Regions from separate parts of the Homo sapiens genome. Here region 2 is linked to region 1. The links are chromatin contacts, found by Hi-C or POLR2A ChIA-PET in ENCODE. All regions are on one chromosome and are shown on one strand. Each heading gives the region's core, a stretch centred on a gene start or an enhancer-like site at or near the end of the contact. The rest is flanking DNA. Distances are from core to core; before and after follow the strand shown. Region 1 holds the start of FOXO3B (forkhead box O3B). Region 2 holds the start of PRPSAP2 (phosphoribosyl pyrophosphate synthetase associated protein 2).

Evidence for each region. Hi-C counts contacts between places; a loop is a spot of excess contacts on that map. ChIA-PET counts read pairs that join two places held with the same protein, here RNA polymerase II (POLR2A). Pooled maps may share reads with other maps.
Region 2: a loop to region 1 is called in a pooled map, with 9 times the contacts of the local background. The contact joins the promoter of PRPSAP2 here to the promoter of FOXO3B in region 1. A Hi-C loop is called at or near these places in 1 of 37 single-sample maps with no recorded cell type and 9 of 50 pooled maps. POLR2A ChIA-PET finds 5 or more read pairs at or near these places in 3 of 52 experiments (Caco-2, HEK293 and HepG2).

Annotation. Positions count from the first base shown.
Region 1 is chr17:18,680,178-18,687,341 of GRCh38, reverse strand. It overlaps FOXO3B (forkhead box O3B), which reads left to right and starts at 5,028. Exons shown (of 4, transcript NM_001368135.1): 1 at 5,028-5,138; 2 at 5,496-5,727; 3 at 6,513-6,601. The coding sequence starts at 5,691. It also overlaps the pseudogene ZNF286B. RefSeq lists an enhancer at 5,033-5,538.
Region 2 is chr17:18,852,849-18,860,159 of GRCh38, reverse strand. PRPSAP2 (phosphoribosyl pyrophosphate synthetase associated protein 2) reads right to left here and starts at 2,029. Exons shown (of 12, transcript NM_002767.4): 1 at 1,899-2,029. RefSeq lists a silencer at 1,572-1,931 and enhancers at 1,678-2,250, 4,030-4,089, 4,110-4,159, 3,678-4,178.

The DNA.
Region 1 (7,164 bases), core at 3,779-6,278:
TTCTTTTCTTTTCTTTTTTTTTTTTTTTGAGACAGAGTCTCACTCTGTTGGCCAGGATGGAGTGCAGTGGCATGATCTCAGCTCACTGCAACCTCCGCCTCCTGGGCTCAAGCAATTCTCCTGCCTCAGCCTCCTGAGTAGCTGGGATTACAGGTGTGTGCTACCATGCCCGGCTAATTTTTGTATTTTTAGTAGAGATGGGGTTTCACCATGTTGGCCAGGCTGGTCTCAAACTCCTGACCTCAGGTAATCCGCCTACCTCAGCCTCCCAAAGTGCTGGGATTACAGGCGTGAGCCACCACACCCAGCCTTTTTTTTTCTTTTGAGACGGAGTCTCGCTCTATCTCCCAGGCTGGAGTGCAGTGGCATGATCTTGGCTCTCTGCAGCCTCCCCCTCCCAGGTTCAAGCGATTCTCCTGCCTCAGCCTCCTGAGTAGCTGCGATTACAGGTGCACGCCACTATGCCCAGATAGTTTTTTTTTTGTTCTGTTTTTTGTTTGTTTATTATCATTATTATTTTGAGACAGAGTCTCACTCTGTCACCCAGGCTGGAGTGCAGTGGCACAATCTGGGCTCACTGCAACCTCCGCCTCCCGGGTTCAAGCAATTCTCCTGCCTCAGCCTCCCGAGTAGCTGGGATTACAGGCATGTGCCACCATGCCTGGCTAATTTTTGTATTTTTAGTAGAGACAGGGTTTTGCCACGTTGGTCAGGCTGATCTTAAACTCCTGACCTTAAGTGATCCACCCACCTCGGCCTCCCAAAGTGCTGGGATTACGTGAGCCACTGCACCTGGCCAATGTTTTCTTTTTTGTATTTTTAGTAGAGATGGAGTTTCACCATATTGGCCAGGCTGGTCTTGAACTCGTGACCTCAAGTGATCCACCCATCTTAACCTCCCAAAATGCTGGGATTATAGGCGTGAGCCACCACACCCGGCCTAAAAACTGAAAATAGAACTACCATATGATTCAGCAATCCCATGACTGAGTGTTTATCCAAAGGAAAGGAAATGAGTATATCACAGGGATACCTGCACTTCCATGTTTATTGCAGCCATATTCACAATAGCAACTTAAGTGTCCATCAATGGATGACTGGATAAAGAAAATGTGGTATATATACATAATGCAACACTATTTGGCCATAATAAAAAATGAAATACTATCATTTGCAGCAAGATGGATGTAACTGAAGGTCATCATGTTAAGTGAAATAAGCCAGGCATAAAAAGACAAGTACTGCATGTTCTCAGTCACATGTGGCAGCCAACAAAGTTCATCTTATGGAGGTAGAGAATAGAATGATGATTACCAGAGGCTGGGAAGGGTGTGGAGGGTGATGAAAAGGGGTTGATTAACAGGTACAAACACACAGTTAGATAGAAAGAATAAGAATCTTTAATAACGCAGTTAACAACAATATATTGTATATTTTAAAATCACTAGAAAAGAACATTTCAAATTTCCCCAACACAAAGAAATGATAAATGTTGAAGGTGATGGATATCCCAAATGCCCTGACTTGATTATTATATGTACTATGCATGTATCAAAATATCACATGTACCCCATAAATATGTACAAATATTATTTATCAATATTACATTTTCTTCTTGTAACCAGTCCTGCTATTGACAAATCAGATTTATTTATTTAATTATTATTTGTTGAGAAGCCACAAAATGCCAGGCACTGTTTTTTTTTTTCACGTTGATACCTTTTATTCTTCTCAACAATCAAAATACAAAGTTAAACACAATTGAGCCATTGTTTTGGTTATGCATAATGTGTATGCCTCCAAAAACAGAAGAAAAATAGGAAGAAGTACCCTCACTAAAGGTTCCCTGACTCGTCTTCCGGCAGATCCAACGAAGGGAGACTCAGGAAAATCACAGTTAGAAAGCTGCCCAATGAGGTATTTATGCAAAAAGAGTGTTCTGGAATTAAGAACATACTTTTATATTCCTGTATTTCTCAAAGAGATCAGAAAAGTAAATCACACACATTGAATTTTATTATTTTCCAAAAGAGGCCTCTGCCCCTTTAGAAAAATGAAATGAGGGGAGACAGCCCACGGTGGGGGTTTTAATTGGAAGAAGTCCTCGGCCAGAAACAGTCCTGAATGTTTAACCTCTGCCTTTCAGGAAAGAGGTCTGAATTTTATCATCTGGGGGGTGGGATGAAGGTCGGGGACTGAGCTGGAGGTCTTTAGGCTTGGTCAGGTGACAACACAAATCAACGTGTCGCTCAGGCTCCATAGCTGCTGGATGGCTTTTAGGGTGTCAGATGTTTGGGGAGACGGAGGGAACAGAGCACTGCAAAGATACTTTATTCCTATCTACTGGGAAAAATATGCTGGAAGTATTCAGCTTCAGGTCATGAATTCGACCTGCTGTAGAGGTGTAGGGTTTTTTTTTTTGTTTTTTTTTTTTTGAGACGGGGTCTCACTCTGTCCCCAGGCTGGAGTGCAGTGGCGCGATCTCAGCTCACTGCAAGCTCTGCCTCCCGGGTTCACGCCATTCTCCTGCCTCAGCCTTCCGAGTAGCTGGGACTACAGGCGCCTGCCACCACGCCCGGCTAATATTTTGTATTTTTAGTAGAGACGGGGTTTCACCATGTTAGCCAGGATGGTCTCGATCTCCTGACCTTGTGATCCGCCCGCCTCAGCCTCCCAAAGTGCTGGGATTACAGGCGTGAGCCACTGCACCCGGCCGAGGTTTAGGTTTTTTCAGGTTCTCTCATCAGCAACCCACTGGAAGGTAAGTGTGGGGAATGCACCAGTTAGTTCCCACTGTCCGGGCTGATGGAGATCTGACACTACCTGGTACTATTCCAGGCACTGTTTTTAACACTGAGGATTTTTTTTAATTGTGATTGTTTTCTTTTGTAGGTGATCTATGTTTTGTTTCTGGAAGGCTTTAGAATTTCTTCGTTAGATTTCACCGTAATATGTGGTGTCTTTTCATAATTTTGTTTGACTCTCTATGAATAATTTCACTATGAAGTCTTTAATTTTTTATTTTTCCATAATTCTTGATTATTTCTTAAAATAGTTCCTCCTCTCTGTTTTTCTTTCCTTCTGGATTCTCATAAAGTCTAGTCAGGCTCCATACTGCTTAATATTTCTTTCGTATTTTTCAACTTTTTCTCCCTTCCTGATATCTTCTGGAAGTGTAGAGTTCCCTAGCCTGATATTGCAGCTTCACTAGAATATTCTAGATATTCACTTTTCAATTTTACACATTCTGCTATCCAATCTAGTATTAACCATCATATTTTGACACACAGTTTCGTTGTTTTTATTTTTATGACAAGTTCTTGCTTGATATTTCCTGTATCCTCCTTTATCATTCTTAGGATAGCTTTTTAAAAGTACGTGTACAGGCCACACACCTCCTAGGACCAACTGTAGCCATTTGTCTTCCTGTGGGTTTCAAATCAACTTTTCAATAGTTGCTCAATCCAACAATTTTCCCTCTTCCAGACAATTCCCAGATTGGATTTTGACAAAGAAGATCCTCTTTTATGTTAGAAAGTGGAATTAAATTTTCCTGCATAACAATATGACCACATACTCAGTGGTCCAAAATAGCACACGTTTATTATCTCATAGTTTCTATGGGTGAGAGTCTGAGCACAGCTTAAGTGAGTCCTTTGCAGCCAGCTATCAAGATGTCAGGCAAGACAGGGTTCTCATGGGAAGGCTCTACAAAGAATGATTCACTTCCAAGCACACAGAGCTGTCCAAAGGGTTCAGCTCCTTGCAGGTTGTGGGACCAAGGGCCTTCGGTTCTTGCAGGCTATTGGCTGGAGGCCATCCTCAGTTCCTTGTCATATGGGCCTCCCCAACATCACCACCACTTCATCAAAGCCAGCAAGAGAGGAGTCTCCTAGCAAGACACACGTTAGACTTTTATGTCACCTTTATTGCACTGTATTGGTTAGAAGCAAGTCCCAGTCCATACACAAGAGGGGATTGCACAAAGGTGTAACTACCAGGTGGCTGAGATAACGGGAGTTACAAATCCCTTCTGGGAGCTGGAAATCATCTTTCCTTGAAGTTTCTAAAAGCCACTGAACGGTTTGAAGCACTAAAGTAATAGCATATTCTTGTTTTAGAAAGAGCACTAGCCAGAAAGTGTCGAGAACAGATTGGTGGTAGAGAAAACCTTAGTTAGGGAATCCAGTTACCAGGCTGCAACGGCAATCCTAGTGAAATGGTGGTGGCCCCAACTAAGGTAATGCTACTGGGAATAGAGAAAGATGGAAACAATTGAGTTATTTAAGATATAATGAATAGGACTTGGTGATAAATAGATGGTGAGATCAAAGAGTTAAGAATATTCAGGCTCTGGTTTGTGCAAATGAGTGAGTGGGCAGTAATGTCATTCACTGAGAAAAGGAGGGCAGTCTAGACACGAAGCTGGAGGTGGATGGGTTAGTCCTCTAACAGAATTGGAGAGACTGAATAACCCTCCCTTGAAAGAACCACCTTTTATGCTACGTTTAAACTAATGCTTATGTCTGCAAAGAACCTATTGCTTAAATTTGTTACAACAGGTTCAATCTTTTCAACTCGTTTTAAATACATGAATTTTAGGATTACAAGTAGTCTGTGGATACAGGAACATCTGACTGAGTGTACAAAGAGGGACCTGCTCTTCCTAAAAACATCCTTCGTATGTTTTGAAAGCAAAAGGATGAGTTCTGGGCGCACAAAATATGGATAAAAGCTATGTATTTTAACGTATCTTACACCGGAGTAATTTGGGTTGAACTCAGCAGCCCTAAGCACTGTGCCACAGGAACTTGTGCAGACAAAGCGCGGGGACGGACCCTGACTCCGGTCCGCGTCTCCGCTGCTCCCTCCCTCCCTTGCCCTGAGGATTAGACACAGGAGATGCTGCCTCATACTCTCGCGAGACGGACGGAGCTCTTCGATCGGCCGATTCTCCCAACCTCACCATGGGTGCTCCCACCTGCGGAGAACCGGAGTCTGGCGATGCCAAGGCGCTTCTGGGAATTGTAGTTCCGGGCGGAATGAGAGCAGCACGCCTGGCTCCGCTCCTTCTTACTCATGCGCGACTCCGAGCTGGCCAAAGAAGTTCGTCCCCTTTGTGAGGCCCGGGATGGGAGGTGAGTTGCTTGTGGTGATGTCTCTCGTCTCGGCTCGGCCTCGGCGGTAGTTCCCCGGGTCGTTCTGTGCCGAGTCGGGGCTAGAGTGCGCGTTTGTTAAAGGGGCCTCGAGGGCAGACCATGAGCCCTGTCCCTTCTCACTCTGGCCTGATCCTCTCCTCGGGGGACGCGGTTGTGCCACGGGCGGGGTGGTCGCGGGGTCCTGGGCCAGTGCCCCGAGCGCGGCAGAATTTGTCCAAACTCCTGATGCCCCAGCGTCACCTCTTCCAGGCGCCCGGTTCCCCCAGGGACAGCTTCAAGCGGTAGGGACAGACATCTGAGGACCCAGCCTCAGGGATGCTGTCCCCGGGCTTCCAGGCTCCAGCGCCGTAGGACTGAGGCAGACTCCACGGTGAGAAAGAGACCCGATCTAACCCAGGCCTTTCATCAGAGCCCAGGAGGGAAGGCAGGAAGTGGGACCACGAGGCCCGGGGGGCTTCTAACTCGTCTGGCCAGGGAGATCTGAATTGGGGTGAAGAGCAGAATCTCCAGAACAAGGAGGAGGTGGTGATCATGGAGACAGATTTGGCTGAAATGCCTGAGAAAGGAGGTGAGAATTGCGGACGTGTTGAACTTGTAGCGTGGAAGGACGAAATTCCTGCTCCTGAAGGGAAAACGGTTGGCTCAGGGGAGGTGGCTCTTGGCTGGCTGTCTCCATTGTCTTGGGGATGGATGGGCTTTTTAAGTGAGACTGAAGAGCTTGGTATGGGAGCACCGCCCTTTCCATGGCAGCTGGGCACACAGTGGACCCTTCAAAGCTACCCCCAAAATGTGAGTGAAATGTTAACTTCTATGGCAAGAATTCACCTCTTTGGTTGTCAAAAATGTTTTGTTTTACATAGGAGAAAACAGGCGTAGTAGTTAATGACTGACTTCCATTCTACCTGACCAGTTTCGTGAAGGTTGTGCTGTGACCTCCTACACCAGAATTCCCCCTGGGGTGGTTGTTAGATTTCTGGATTGTACCCCAGGCTCAACTAATGCTTATTACTTTGAGGTGGGGTCCAGCAATCTACATTATAAATAAGCTTTCAGAGTGAGAACCAACGAGTATAGATTAAGCTGGGAAATTTACTGACATATTCTAATTTCTAGATCAGAGGATGCCATCTTACAGAATGTGTTATGATTATAGCAACTGAATTCGAGCCCAGAGTAGCAATATTCCCGCATATCCCGGGAAGAGGGTCCTGGGAGGAGGTCGGTTGTTTTGGGGGTACCTTCAGTCTCAGTGTTTGTAGGCAGCACATATAGTATGTTGAAGCGGTTTTTAGACTTTAAATCTGAGTGGCACATTAAGCCTAGGTCTCATCATTACTGCTTTCTTGTCGTTAGTTCTGTCTTCCCAGGATTCTCCCCATTTCCAAGAGAAGAGCACAGAAGAGGGAGAAGTGGCTGCTCTGCGCCTCACGGCCAGATCCCAGGTGAGTGAGTCTGCTGATTATTGGAATTACACCTTGTTTCTTAGAGTACAGATGCACTCCCTTCTTTGTGATGTGGAGTTTCTTTATCCACTAAAGCCCATCTGCAGAGCTGAGTTCTAAATCTAAGAGACTAGTCAGGAGACTAATGGACTCAGAAGAAAATGTTTTCTACTTATAACACTGGATGGATTTCTTCCCTATTTAGTGTTTATTGTCCCTCAACAGATAGGTAAGCAGCATTTCCCTTTCTTAGCCTCCTATGCTCATTTCTGTGCTTGGTAATGTGAGAAACTATTTTAAATATAATGTGGCACATACCTCTTAAAACTTGTTTCTCTAGAGGAAACAGCATGTATGTGACTTTAAGTGGCAATCTAAGAAAGCACTTAAATGCTGAAGTGATTGTAAAAATAATAAATACTCACATAGTTCAAAGAAACACTGGAAAAGGAAAGCCTATGAAGGCGTAATTTAAAGAGTTACAGTTAGAATCCAGCCCTCTGAGATGACGAAAGCTAAGGTATGATCATGCCTGCAACTTACTTTTATATTGTTGGCCCCTC
Region 2 (7,311 bases), core at 780-3,279, 180 kb before region 1:
TGAACTTGGGAGGCAGAGGTTGCAGTGAGCTGAGATCGCGCCACTACACTCCAACCTGGGCAACAGAGCAAGACTCTGTGTCAAAAAATTAAAAAGTATAAAAATTTATGTTTATTGGATGGGCATGGTGGCTCACGCTTGTAATCCCAGCACTTTGGGAGGCCAAGGCAGGCAGATCACAAGGTCAGGAGTTTGAGACCAACCTGACAAACGTGGTGACACCCTGTCTCTACTAAAAATACAAAAAATTAGCCGGGCGTGGTGGCGCATGCCTGTAATCCCAGCTACTCAGGAGGCTGAGGCAGGAGAATCGCTTGAACCCGGGAGGCAGAGGTTGCAGTGAGCTGAGATCGCGCCACTGCTCTCCAGCCCGGGAGACAGAGCAAGACTCTGCAAAAAAAATAAAAATAAAAAAACTTATTATGTATGTTTATTAGTGATGTGCCTCACTCCAAGGAAATCTGTTTTTAATATCAATATTGATGAGAATTTGAAGGGCAAATTCTAAACCGAATTACTCTTCCACTCCTGTATGATCCCAGGCTCTGCTTATCTCTCCAACACAATGTTAACTCATGCCTAACATCTGAGTGTTCACAATGCTTATGACAACCCAGTGAAGCAAGCACTAGAATGAGACCCATTTTAGACAGGGAAGCTAGGTTTCCAGATGAAGAAACTTACTCAAGGCTGCAAAGCCTCTAAGCAGCAAAAATAGCTCGGTCTCAGCATGATTTGTAGTAGTTAGTCCTATGCAACAGTGGGCTGCACAGCCTGTCTCTCAACCCACACAGAAAACGACTTGGCACCCCGCTGAATTCTGCATACAGAGAGCAAAATAGGACAAATACCCAGATTTTGAAAAATGTCTATTGTAAACATGCCTTGTTTGGAAAACAATTTATATAATAGTGCCAAAGAAAGAAAACAGAAGTTTGATTCGGTATTTCCACTTCGGGTAATTATCCCAAGGAAATAAGGAAAAAGCTATATGCTCAGTGATGGTGGTCAACATAAGACTTTTCAAAGAACAAGTACACCAGACCTGTGTAAAGGTTCCATAATAAAGTAATTAAGTAAAACACAGAATAGAAATTCAATAAATATTCAACACGACGCAAAAGTATCTATGAATGACTTTAAGTGGAACGAGCTCAAATCACAACTGAGTAATAATGGTACACACGAGGGCAGCAGGAAAGGAATATGGACAAAAAGGATATGCTTTAGTGGGGTTCAATAATGTGGGTGAATTATTTCTATTTGTGCAATTAAATTTTTTAAACACTAGAGATCACACCTCAAGCCCCAAAGCCCCATTCCGCATTTTCATACTCCTTTCAAAAGCTAAACACCCAAACGGAGCCAACATTAACATAAGAGAAAAATTATTATCATCAAGCAGAATACTTAAAAATTTCATCACGGTTCCCCCTCAATCTCTGCTGGGGTGAGTTCTGAGTTGGATAAAATCATCCTTTAGGAGGTGAGAGATATATTCGTAACTAGCAAAGCCAGGTAAATTAAAATCAGGGGCTCCGTGTCAGCTTAGGGACGGAGAATGGCTGGGTCTGGGCTTGCTTTCAGGGCTGCTCACCACAGGTCCCATCATCAGGGTTCGACTCCCCAGCGGCGCCTCAGGGAGAGGAGAGAGCCCAGGCACCGGACGCCCGTCCCCCGCCCCCGCCGACCCCTGGCGGGAGAGGAAGAAGGGAGGGAAAAATGGAAGGGCCGCGGGCGCGAGATCGCCCCAGTGAGCCCCCAAGCAGCCACCACCCAGGGACCCCGACCCGTCCGCCTGCCGGCGCCGCGGGCTCCCCGCCCCTTGCACCTGCGCCCCGCAATGCCGGAGCCAGCCAGCCCTCGCTGCCGCTCGCCACTGGCTCCCGCCCGCCTACCTGGCCCCGACCCCAGCCCCGGCCCCGCCGCAGCCTCAGCTGCAGAAGGAAGAAAGCGCCGGGTCTCCTGGCGGCCTCTCTAGGAGCAAAATGGCGACTCCATGCACAAGATTGGCGTCCGCGGTGACTGCGAGGCCGGTGGGCGGGGAGGGGCGAGGGCGGGACTAGAGCCCGGACAGCGGAGGCACCTAGCTGGGGGCTGTGGGCGTGGCCCACCAGTGGGTAAGGCGCGGGGCAGTGGGTGTAGCCACAGGGGTGGAGTCGGGCTGGCACGATGGGCGGGGCGGTGGGCGGGGATGCGCCTGTTTTGGTCCCTGGGGAGCTGCTAGCCCCACACCAACTGTGACAGCCCAGGCAGGTTACAAGGAATGAATGTGGACAGAGTATGACATTTGGAATTACAAATACCTGGGTTCAAGCCTCCACTGGCCTGTAACCTTGGACAAGTCATTTCAACCCTCTGAGCTTGTTTCCTCATCTGAAAAACAAAGATAGCAGCACCCATTCCATAAGACTGTTGTGAGGATTAAATGAGACAATACGGCCAGACGCGGTGGTTCACGCCTGTAATTCCAGCACTTTGCGAGGCTGAGGCGGGCGGATCACGAGGTCAGGAGTTCGAGACCAGCCTGACCAACATGGTGAAACCCCCATCTCTACTAAAAATACAAAAAAAAAAAATTAGCCAGGCGTGGTGGTGCGCGCCTGTAATCCCAGCTACTCAGGAGGCTGAGGCAGGAGAATCGCTTGAACCCGGGAGGCAGAGGTTGCAGTGAGCCGAGATCGCGCCACTGCTCTCCAGCCTGGGTGACAGAGCAAGAGTCCATCTCAAAAACAAAACAAAACAAAACAAAACTGTGCTAAAAGCACAGTTCTGGGTGTATAATAAATGATCAGTTTTTTGTTCGTTTGTTAGTTTTTTGTTTTGAGACGGAGTTTCGCTCTGTTGTCCAGGCTAGAGTGCATCGGCGCGATCTCAGCTCACTGCAAACTTCGTCTCCCGGGTTCAAGCGATTCTCCTGTCTCAGCCTCCCGAGTAGCTGGGATTACAGGTGTGCGCCACCACGCCCGACTAATTTTTTGTATTTTTAGTAGAGACAGGGTTTCACCATGTTGGCCAGGCTGTTCTCAAACTCCTGACCTCAAGTGATCCGCCCGCCTCCGCCTCCTAAAGTCCTGGGGTTACAGGCGTGAGCCATCGCGCCCAGCCATTATCAGTTATTATCGTTATTTGCCTTGTCGCCTTTTTTTCTTTTATTATAAAGGAATTAGTACTTTTGGTATCCATTGCCTAAGTTCTTTATAACTTAGGTAATGTTTACTCTTTATTGTATGTATAACATAATAATAGCAAACACATGGTCCTCTTTTAAGTGCTTTACATATATTAACGGTAACTTATTTAATCCTCACAAGAGCATAAGGTAGGTGTTGTTATCCTCTCCATTTTAATAGTTGTGGGAACTGAGACGACGACGTTAAATAACTTTTCCAATGACAAAGCAGTGGACAGAATTTCGACCCAGGAGGCTTTGCACCAGTCTTCACTTACCTAATCCCTATACCACATCTTCTCTCCAATTCTGCTTTGGATTTTTCACAATAATGAGGCATGAAATATTCATCAGAGGTTGCAGAGCTAGCTAGAGTCTTTATGGTTCAACGTCTTATTTTAGAAACGAAGAATACAAGCATCTCAACTAACGAATTGTAAATTAGGTGAGACTTCGTGAAATGGAGTCGTTTGAAACATTTCCTTTGCCTGACAACTTTACAGGGACATACCTCTTTGTAAAGAGCAAGACCCATGAGCCCAGTGATTATCTGCATACCAAAATTGATTCCTCTTCAGCGGTACCTCGGCTGGGCTCACGTCCCTTCTGCGCTGGCATCTAACTCCGGTCACAACCCCCACCTCTCTGCTGTGGCTGGCGTAGATTCCACGCGTCACATGTTGGCATGTGACTGGATCTGGCCAGTCAGAGAAGTTCATCCCTCTCCGCTCGCTGATTCGCTCCAAAGATAGGCTACTGAGCCAATCGGAGCCCACGAAACACCGTCTCCATCCCTGCGCCGGGACTGGAGAGGCTTACTCTCTCCTGCTGATGCTGCAGCTGCTGGGATGCCAGGAGGGGAACCGCCTGAGGAAAGTGCTGAGAGAAAAGAGAGGGAGGGATACAGACCGGGCCCAGATGAGTTTGCGCTGAATCTGAAGTCGGTAGGTCCCTGGACATTTCTATTATGGAAGCCAAGAAGAACCTCCCCTCCACCCTCTGAAGCCAGTGTGGATCGGGTTTCTGGCACTTGCAGTGTCTGCACGGTCTCCTCTCCTTCCTTCTCCATTGCCCTTTCTCACCCGCCTGGGCCCGCCACCCTGAACTACCGGGACACATGCTGTTCCTGCCTCCAGGCGTGCACTTCTTCCTGCAGCCTCCTCCCCTACTAACTCCTTCTTGAACTTGATAGCTCCATTGTCACTTTCGAGTCTTCCCTAAACCACTCCCTTCCCAAATAAAACTGTTTCATGTATTTTTCTTTCATTGGGCTTATCACGATTTCTAATTAAGTGTTTGGGTGGTTATTTGACAAATATCACCACCTCAGCCCCTGTACACTGTAAGCCCCATGAGGGTGGGCTCTTCGTCCCTCCTGCTGATCACTGTTTCCCAGGGCCTGGCACAAGTATGGTACTCAAGAAATGTCTGGAAAATTGAGTGCCTTATCCTTTCTGGAAAGAAAATGGGCAGTAGCGCAGCATTATATAGTGTTTGCACCATACAAGAATAATATTACTGGAAAAAAAAAAACTTTTCTAAGAGACAGAGTCTTGCTCTGTTGCCCAGGCTGGAGTGCAGTGGTGCAATCATAGCTCACTGCCGCCTCGAACTGGGCTCAAGTGATCCTCCCGCCTCGACCTCCAAAACGCTGGGATTGCAGTCATGAGCCACCACACCTGGCCTTGAATTTTTTAAAAAATCCACTCTCATTAACCAGAATGAGCTAGCTCCAGTGTATCACCGCGTCCAGGGTTCTGCAGTGGGGTGGCTTGCTCCTCAATAGTTTCCCGCACTGCAGGCACTTAGTTTGTAGTTTCATTTGTTCTGTTATAGCAATACCACTCTTCCATCCGCCATCCATTCTCCAAGGACTATTGAAATCCCTTGTAGGCTGATGTCAAAACTCTCATTCTCTTTATCCTTGGGGTTTAGGCCATAGGAGTGTGCCATGGTAGGTGTTCAGCCAAGCTGACCCACCAGGTGACTGCAGCCCCAGCCACCACCTGACTGCAACTTTATGAAAGACCCTAAGCAAGAGCCACCTAGCTAAGACCAATCAAACCACAAAAAATTGAGAGCTAAGAAATTTTTTATTAAAGCCCAAGTCTGGGCATATTTTGTTATACAATGGGTAATGAGCAAGAAAGGAGCAAAAGCATAATGTAAAGCTTGTGGTCAGTTCCACACGAATGCAGTTTTTGGTTAGTCCATTGCTAAACTTGATAATCCCTTGCCCACTTGGATGTTTGCAGTCAGAGTCTTTGCATGTAATAGAAGTGCTCAGCTTGCTGCAACACGTCATTGGCCATATTCAAGGGCTAAACTGCTGTATATCGACTATAAATCAAGATACTCAAGTCTAAGACATTTCCCTTCAACATTTTTTAAAGGAAGGAAAGGAATCTTTGCTATAGTTTGATAGAAATTTTTGAGCAGTATGGTGTAACAAAAAACACAGGATTCTCCTTCAAATGGTTGTGCAAATGAAAAAACAGGGACTTAGGTGTCCATCACTAGGATGGAGCCTGCTTCCTGCCTCCTGTCCTCATTGTGGAAATGACCCTGGACAGATCCACCTCTCTAAGTTTCTGTTTCCTCAGTGGAAAAATGAGCACTAATATTAGCAGCCATATGATGGTTGGGGGTGAGGAGTTACTTTTAGATGGAGTCCATGAGTATGAGGCACCGAGGAAGCTTTTGCAGCTGCCTCTCTGCTCTCGCCTGTCTGGCTATCAGGGAAGAAAAACAAGGCACCCCTTTTTCCCCAGTGGAAGAGGATGGCAGCTTGCCTGGCTGTAGGAGGCAGCGGAGGCCAAAGCCAGGTCACCAGCCAAGGAGGCCTTGGAAGTTCCTATAGAGTCCTTTCCTGCATCCTCCAGCTTTTTTCCTTTTTCTTTTCTTTTTTCTTTTTTTGAGATGGAGCCTTGCTCTGTTGTCCAGACTGGAGTACAGTGGCGCAATCTTGACTCACTGCAACCTCCACCCTCCCGGGTTCAAGCTATTCTCCTGCCTCAGCCTCCCAAGTAGCTAGGACTACAGGTGCATGCCACCACACCCGGCTAATTTTTGTAATTTTACTAGAGATGGAGTTTTGCCATGTTGGCCAGGCTGGTCTCGAACTCCTGACCTCAAGTGATCCACCCATCTCGGCCTCCCAGAGTGCTGGGAATACAGGCATGAGCCACTGTGCCCGTCCTCTTTTCTCCTTTTTCTATTTTCCCCCAAAATGAAAGGAACTTCATTGTCTTTTTTTTTTTTCCCGAGGCTGAGTCTCACTCTGTCATCCAGGCTTGAGTGCCGTGGCGCGATCTTGGATCACTGCAACCTCTGCCTCCTGGGTTCAAGCGGTTCTCCTGCCTCAGCTCCCCAGCAGCTGGGACTAAGAACTTCATTGTCTTTTGTAAGCATAATAATATTTACACATTGTAAGAAAAATTCAAATGAGAAAGAAGAAAAAATTAAAAAGATATTTGCCATTATCCCATGTGGAGAGGTAGCCACTCTTGGAATTTTCCAATATGCCTTTTCCCTGTAACAATTTATTGCAGGCATGATTCCATGTTGATGAATTCAGGTCGACATCATCATGATATGAGCTGTGAATGAAAGACTGTAGTCTTGGGAACCAGCGCCTAGATCCAAATTCCTTCTCTCCTCACCAGCTGTGTGACCTCAACAAGTTTCTTAACCTCTCTATACCTGTTTCCTCATCTACAAAATAGGAATAATAACAGCATCTATGTCATAGGGGAATCTTGATGACCACTTGAGTTATCTGGCACACAGTTGACTACCACTTTCTATTAACCGCAGCGATTATGAGCTATTGTGATATGGATGAACCATTATTTTCTCTTAACTAATCCCTCATTCTGGGCACTTTTTACTATTAATACATAACCTGTCTTTCTACCTTTGCCCAAGTATTTCCTCACGTTAAATTTCTAGAGGTAAGCTTGTTTGGTCAAAGGATATGCCCTTTTAAAATTTTGTTCCCTGAAATTTTGTACCAATTTACAGTCTCACCAGGAAGGTGGAAGAGCATCCATGTCTCTTCATCTTCACCAACACCAGGCACCATCCATTATTTTTAGCTTGTCCAAGTGAATAGTCAATGTTTTCTGGGCTTTTAAAAT